Linked DNA regions of Homo sapiens: all the other regions are linked to region 3. A link is a loop called in an ENCODE intact Hi-C map of the cell type or tissue named here. Cell type or tissue: IMR-90. All regions are shown on one strand. Region 1 holds the start of LOC105376353 (mucin-5AC-like). Region 2 has its middle 5.3 kb from the start of LINC02660. Region 3 holds the start of LINC00705 (long intergenic non-protein coding RNA 705).

Region 1 (2,500 bases), 1.4 Mb before region 3:
GGGAGGCTGAGGTGGGTGGATCGCCTGAGCTCAGTAGTTCCAGACCACCCAGGGTAACATGATGAAATCCCGTCTCTACTAAAAATACAAAACAATGAACTGGGTGTGGTGGCATGCACCTGTAGTCTCAGCTACTTGGGAGGCTGAGGCAGGAAAGTCGCTTGAGCCCCAGAGGTGAAAGTTGCAGTGAGCCAAGATCGCACCACTGCACTGCAGCTTGGGCTACAGAGTGAGACTCCAACTGGAAAAAAAAAAAAAAAAGAAGAAGAAGAAGAAATTGAGTCACAGATTTTGTAAAAAAAAAAAATTAAAAATATTTATTAAGATTTATATTTATTTGAATCACCTTTTAAAATGTCAAGTGGGAAAATGAGATTTTTTTCCATCAAATACATTCCTTCCTTCCTCCCATTCCTCCCTCTCTCCCTCCCATTCTTTCTTCCTTCCTTTTCTGTATTTTAAAAAATATTTTTAATATAAGTAGTGTTTTTAGTAGTAAAACAGAGCCAACATTTGTATCCGTCCAGTAAGCATTTTCCTAGCAGGAAACATACAGGCCTGTGCTGTTTCCATTCTTAAAAAGATGGAATGAATAATACAGAGGCTAGAAGGAAGTCAGGCACGGGAGAAAGTGAATATTAGATTCAATTTCCTCTATTAGGTTTCATGCCTCTGAGCTGCTGCGTTGGTGAATGAAGACCTCTAAGCTTTTTACTGCTTTCCCTTTATGAGGTTAAATTGTATTTTTTCAGTATTTCACCCCAATCATGTGCTGTAAATCTATTCTTACTTTAAGAAAGAACTCATTCCACAATATATTTGCTTGACACAAGCCTGGGATTAGGGCAGTTTGCAAAGATTTGTTCTCCCTGATTTTTTTTTTTTTCCCTGTGAGTAAGTAACAATCTGGAGAGTAGTTAATGGAGTCGGTGACTCAGCTCACTTTGCTGTGGTTTCTGCTCTGTCATCAGCATGGATGTCTGGTCATTTTCGTAGAAACCAAGGAGAGTCCTGGAAGAAATGATGAGGTAGGTGTGGTCCTCCATCTCCGAGATGCTCCAGCCCAAATTTCAGTTTAAGATTATTGTGCTTTCACAGTTGCTCAGATAAAACAGTTTTCACTTCCCACAGACTCAGTGTTTAAAAATTAAGCTTCAGCAAGAGGAATGTTTTCTTACACAATTCTCTAATTCAACTTGTTTTCTCTCTCTGTATAGAAAAACCCTGGAGCAAAATACTTTACCAAAAAAGGACAAAATAAGGCTTGTGACTGCAATTTAAAAATTGTTAAAGGACACCGTTTCATAGGGAATAAATGAGAAGTGGGTAATGACTGTTTATTTGAATGATTCAATGCAAATTCCCTGGAACAGTAAATCTGGCCCAGTTTGTTTAAAGTAGAACATGTTTGACCTGAAACTTCTCGGAAATACAAATATTTTGTAAGGTGAGATCTGATTTAATAGATTTCTCTTTCATTACTTTTATTCATATAAAAACCAGAGAGTATTGTGACATTCAAAAATCAAGTAATTTGATATTAAAACCACAGCAATATAAATGACAAAAACAAGCCGTTCTGAGAGGCAAAGCAGCACTTGGTTTCCTAAGCCTGTAAAACTACTTGCGTTCGCTGGCTAGATTGAATTTTCTAAAACTACACAGTGATGTTTAGTTACTAGTTAAATGGTTTTTATAGAAATCTAGTTAGAAAGTGCAATTGAGTTGTGTCTCTTCATTGCTATTTTCAGTTAAGAGCTTCTTCCAAGGGCCAGTCTGCACCAGGTGTAAGTATTGGAGCTAGTAGGGTGATCGATAGCAATTGAATGATTAGTTGAGCCTCTGAAGTTACTCAAGCAACTATTTTAACGTTACAGATTTAAGAACATTTCTTGCTGCAAACGTTTGATCACAGGAGTCCATAGCTGAATAGGTGTGAGGCTAGGAGTCTTTTGGATATAGTAACCTTACTGTCAAACATGTTTTGCTATATATATAGTTACACATGGAACATAGCCATGTATAAAATGAATATTTGGTCCTCACAGTGAAGAGGAAAGTGCAGTCATGCTTTGTGACTTAGACACCTTATTGTCATCATCATCATTTTTGCAAAGGGCTTTTATCCCACCTTTGGCTGGAGCCTGGTGTGCCCCCCAGGGTGATGGGCTTGTCCACAAATCTCTGGTCTTACTCATTTTCCTCTCGTGGCTAAAGGCTCAAACATCACACACGGAGGCAACAGACACAAGGAAGACAGTATCGACCAGCATTTGTGAACATATGTGTCTAAGAAATAATAATCACAGAGCTTCGTGTTAAGTCCATACTTTCCGCAGAGCTGCAAAATTTACTAAGTGTTTTTGCCTTATTTGATTCTCACAAAAATCCTATGAGAAGAGCAGGCAGACACCCCCGTTTATAAATGAGGAAATGAGCTGGACACAGTGGCTCACTCCTGTGATCCCAGCACTTTGGGAGGCCGAGGCAGGTGGATCAC
Region 2 (2,500 bases), 750 kb before region 3:
AGAATTCCTTGAACCCAGGAGGCAGAGGTCACAGTGAGCTGAGACCACACCACTGCACTCCAGCTTGGCGACACAGTGAGACTACGTCTCAAAAAAAAAAGAAACATAATTTTCTAAGCATAATTTTCTCAATTTTTTAAGCTTATTGACAAAAATGTATTAGCCATAACACTCACTTATCTATGCAACAACTTTTTAGTTTTCTGTTCTCTTTTCTTTTTCTTTCTTTTATTATTTGAGCCCAAGCATTGAATACACAGTTACTTTTAGACACAAGTAGATTCAATTTTGTAGTGACAGCTGTGTTTCTAAATTGCCCGTCTTCGTTTCTCTTCAGATTCTTTATCTGTAAAATTAGCAAAGTGGCAATCTTCTGTTATGGCCCCGGTGGGGATTGAAGTGATTAGGTGACCACATACCTTGAAAACAGAAATTGTTTTGAGAACATTATAGCCTCAGGGCCTTACAGCTTTGGCCAAAATGGCCACAATAGGGTAATTTCCTTATTACTATTCTTTAATGAACCTAATTCTCTTAGGCAAGATTAGGGGAAAAAAAGAAGGGGGAGAAAAGTGAGAACAGGCAACAGGCTGCAGTGATTTCTTCTCTGGTTTAGTATTTACAAAAAGCCCATGGAGAAAACACCACCATAATGTAGAGAAGGGACAGATGCTCACAGAGTGTCAGATATGCCTGCAAGTCACACAGCTAGTTAGTGACACGAGGGCTGGGCGGGGTGGGGGACGGGGTGGAAAGGGGAGGAGGAAGGGGGAGTACGAAACCAATTCAAATCACAGTTAAAAACACCATCACTACATAGGCTTTCTAGGCCCAAGCCAGTCTATCATCAACATGAGGCATCCCTCAGATCCTTTTACAAAAATCGGTATTAGTTTACATATCTCTCTCAAATCTGAAGGTTGATATGATTTACCTTAAAATTCAGAGATCTAACAAGATTTCACCTATTGGGAGTTCCACAGTGACTTCTGAACATGCGAGCTGAAGGTAAATTATTCTTCTGGGTTCAGGCTGACTGTCTCGCTATCTCTTAAAATCTGTGTTGTTACGAACAAACAATCATCTAAGGCATTTATGAGTCGTGAGCTGTAATGTTGTTAAAACTGAATCACAGAGAAAGCATGGAAGACTCAGGCCCTGCGTGCAGCAGATGGGGTCTTAGGTACCCGAAGGGGCCTCGCCTGCCAAGGCTTAGTGTTTGTATATGAAAACATTCCTATGGTAACGGACCGAGTAAACACGAGAAAACAAACCGGCCAAATGTTATCGTTGAAGCTCTTCACTTCCAGAGGGAGGGTTTAGACTCCCTATTTCTCCACAACTTTTGATTACCAAAATGTGCATTCAGCTTTCTCGATTTTGTTTGGAAAGAAATGAATGAACAACAGCAGAAGCAACATCGGGGGAAACACTTGCCAGTGTCCTGAGCAATTCCTTTGGCTTGTTTATAACCAAATACAGCAGCGGGGCAGGAACACCATGACCTCTGCACGCTCAACCTCTCCAGGAATTCTTTTGGAGCCACTGTGACGCGGCACCAGCCTCACTGCACATCTTTGTTCTTTTTGGTGTTTTCTAAACTGAGTTCCTTTTTTTTTTTTAAAAAAAAAAATACCAACGTGTTCAAATTCTATGCATTGTTTTTATGAATGAGGGTTCTTGAAGGAAGCAAAGTTCTCGCAGGGTGATTCAAACGAGGAGCTCTTGGTGGAGACAACTCACAGACTTAACTCTCAGCAGAGTGAGGTGTCAGCACACCTGAAAACATAATTGTCATGTGCTGTCTGGGTCCAAAAGACCCTTTGTATTTGTACATTTTAAACATTTTAAAGTTTTTCTACAGGTAATTTACAGGTGTGAAAAGTAAACTTTTCATTAGAGAAAATGTTCCTGGTGGTCCTTAGAGATATATTTGTGGTGGGCAGACTTCTAAACAGCTGCCGATAACACCCGTCCCCTGATATTCACACCAGCCTTGGGTACCCTAGCCTCTGGAGAGGGGGCTGGACTTAGTGACTTTGTTCTCCCCAGCAGAACTCAGCAAAAGTGAGGGGTCTCATTTCAATTATTAGGTTACAAAACGTGATTGCCCAGGTAGCAGGCTCCACTGCCCTCCTGAGTTGGTGCTTCATGAAGCAAGCTGCCGTGGTGTAGAAAGCTTCCATGGAGAGGCAGGGACCTGAGGGCGGCCTCCAACCAACAGCCTGTGAGCAGCCACGTCTGGCCAACAGCCCTGTGGCTTGGAAGTGACCCCTTCCTGGCTGAGCTATGTGGTGACCACAGCCCAGCTGCTGCTGGCTGCAGCCTGTGGAAGGTTCCAGCCGAGCTGTGCCAGATCTCGGACCCAAAGAAGCTGAGATCATAAAGGTATGTTGTTCTAAGCCACTATGTCCTGGGATAGTTTGTTATACAGTGATGGATAATAATAATTTCAGTCTTATTGAGGCATGCTTCACACACAACAAAGTTCAACCATTTC
Region 3 (2,500 bases):
GCAACATTCATCCCGTCATGAGAACAGAGCCCTCATTCATCCATTCATCTCATCATAGGGGCAGAAGGATTACATTTCTAACACATGAACTTTTGGGGGACACATTCAATACCTAGCACTCCCAAAATATTCACTAAGAGTGAGAGTAAATTGATTTAATTTCAGACTGTTCTTGGCAGTCCATAAGTAGAGATTTCCAAGTTTTACAATAGAGAATTAAAATGATTGAAAAATATTCTAAAAAAAAAAAAACAACCTGCAGAAGAAAGCTAGAAAATCAGAAGATGAAATATTTTTTAGGCATAAAATATGCATGCAGTTTATAGACAATGGAGATGTGCTAACTCTTGAAAACGTGCTTCGACATCTCAAATTGCTTAAGGCTTTTGCAACAAAATAACTTACCAGTGTCAGGCCATGGTAGAATATGAGTTCACAATGAATTTTTATGCCTGGGTTTCTGTGACCCAAGTTATGCTGAAGAATATGAGAGACACCACCTTTTAAAAATTTTTACATAGCCTGCGGCCACTGCAATTCGTTAATCCCTTTGGAAAATTGCTTAAGCCTGGCATGTTTTGTAATGAACTTTATCTCTTCACTACCAAAAGTCGTAAAAAGGAACTTCAGTGAGGAAAGAAACACAATTGATAATTGAATATTTCAAAGAGATCAGCATTTTAGAAAACTGGGTATGTATTAATATGCTATATCTGACATATGACATGAAAATGACATATATAATATAATTTTGTTTATACTATTATATATTTTATACATTTTGTGTTATAATACATTTTGAATATATGTATATATATACACATACATATATACACACACACAATATATATAGGAAAATAAAATTAAATATTATCAGAATGTTTATTTCTTGATGATGGGAATTTGAGTGGTTCTTTTTTTACTTTATTTCTATTGTTATTCATTTGGTATTTTCCAAATTTTGTTCAGTGATTTTTTATTACTTTTACAATGATAGACATTATGTTTGGAGGCAGAAAAAAGAAGGGAACAGACAAGAAACGTTCATTTGAAAATTCTAAATGCAGAACATACCTGAAGTCAAAGTGTCCCCCGTCACTGAAAAACCAAAGCCACCAATATCAAAGAAGCGTGGGCCCTTCCGCCCCCTACTGTCTATCTTCAGTAACTGTCCAGTGAGTCTCCGCCTTTTGTTAGCAGGAATCTAAGAATCTCCTGGGAAGCTTGCTGTTTGCAAAATTAGGAAATCTTGAGCTACATCCTCAGATAATCTGAGGCTGGATACCCTCAAACTATACTGTGAGAAACATCATCAAAATTAAGTTACATGACGTGATCACAGCTATAGTAATAAAATCAGAAAAAATATGGACATCATATTTAGAAACACAAATTGGCAACGAGATTTCTTTCAGTTTTAAAAAAGTGTATTAGTATATAACATAATATAGTATGTATTAAAATAATATACATTTAAGGGTATATAAATATATGCTTAGTACACATTGTCAGTATTAATATCAATACATTACCTTTTATACATATGTATGTGTGTTTGTTTGTGTATTTATGCACATGCAGCTTTATATTTGCCTATGTAGTTGTATATATGTAGAGTGCATAGTATAGTGTGGATGTGTGCGTATGTGGTATGCATATACCACACACACAGAGTCCTGCACATACACACACAGAGCCATGCATCGTTTAACAATGGGGATACATTCTGAGAAACGCATCCATAGGTGATTTTGTTGTTATGCAAACATCATAGTGTGAACTTTCACAAAACTAGACAGAAGAGCCTACTACACACCTACTGCTGCTAGGCAACAAACATGTACAGCCTGTTATTGTCCTGAATACTGTAGGCAATTGTAACACAATGGTATTTACATATCTAAACATAGAAAAGATACAGTAAAAATATGGTATAAAAGATAAAAATGATGCACCTGTGTAGGACACTCACCATGAATGCAGCTTTCAGGACTGGAAGTTGCTCTGGCTGGGTCAGTGAGCGAGTGGTGAGTGGATGTGAAAGCCTTGGACATTACTGTATGCTACTGCAGACTTTACAAGCACTGTACACTTAGACTACACAAAATGTACAAAAAAATTTCTCTCATCAATAATGAATTAACCTTAGCCCACTATAACTTTTTTTACAGTATAAACTTTTCACTTTGTTTTAACTTTCTGACTCTTGTAATTACACTCCACTGAAAACACAAATCCACTGTATAGCTGAACAAAAATATTGTCTCTTTTTATATCCGTATTCTATAAGCGCTCTTATATTGTTTAATTTTTTAATTTTTAAACTTTTTTGTTAAAAACTAAAACACAAACCACACAATAGCCTACACCTACACGGGGTCAGGATCATTATCACTGTCTTCCACCTACATTTCTTGCCCCATTGGAAGGTCTTCAGGGGCAACGTCACGCATTAAGCTGGCATCTCCTATGATGACAATGCCTTTTTCTGGATAGCTCC

Evidence for each region. A loop is a pair of places that touch in the nucleus more often than their neighbours do. Peaks named below come from ENCODE experiments on the same cell type or tissue, not always from the same donor. Only the 100,000 strongest peaks of a DNase experiment are listed, where the experiment ranks them.
Region 1: it touches region 3 in a loop (5-fold over the local background); 74 of 110 quality-filtered maps call a loop at or near these places.
Region 2: a loop joins it to region 3, with 2.6 times the contacts of the local background. A loop is called at or near these places in 10 of 110 quality-filtered maps.

What each region holds. Positions count from the first base shown.
Region 1 is chr10:3,248,114-3,250,613 of GRCh38, forward strand. All of the region lies in intron 2 of LINC02668 (long intergenic non-protein coding RNA 2668), which reads right to left. It overlaps LOC105376353 (mucin-5AC-like), which reads left to right and starts at 901. Exons shown (of 3, transcript NR_164119.1): 1 at 901-1,028; 2 at 1,218-1,447. RefSeq lists an enhancer at 627-1,826. In IMR-90, no CTCF peak of the experiment used is centred here; a DNase peak (open chromatin) is centred at 958; H3K4me3 peaks cover 454 bases; H3K27ac peaks cover 2,243 bases.
Region 2 is chr10:3,905,461-3,907,960 of GRCh38, forward strand. No RefSeq gene overlaps it. Among named protein-coding and RNA genes, the nearest start is that of LINC02660, 5.3 kb to the right of the region's middle. In IMR-90, no CTCF peak of the experiment used is centred here; DNase peaks (open chromatin) are centred at 1,191, 1,431 and 2,261; H3K4me3 peaks cover 415 bases; H3K27ac peaks cover 1,884 bases.
Region 3 is chr10:4,655,629-4,658,128 of GRCh38, forward strand. MANCR (mitotically associated long non coding RNA) reads right to left here. Exons shown (of 4, transcript NR_024475.1): 3 at 1,973-2,097. It overlaps LINC00705 (long intergenic non-protein coding RNA 705), which reads left to right and starts at 528. Exons shown (of 3, transcript NR_015425.1): 1 at 528-692. In IMR-90, a CTCF peak has its summit at 1,153 (motif pointing left); a DNase peak (open chromatin) is centred at 1,143.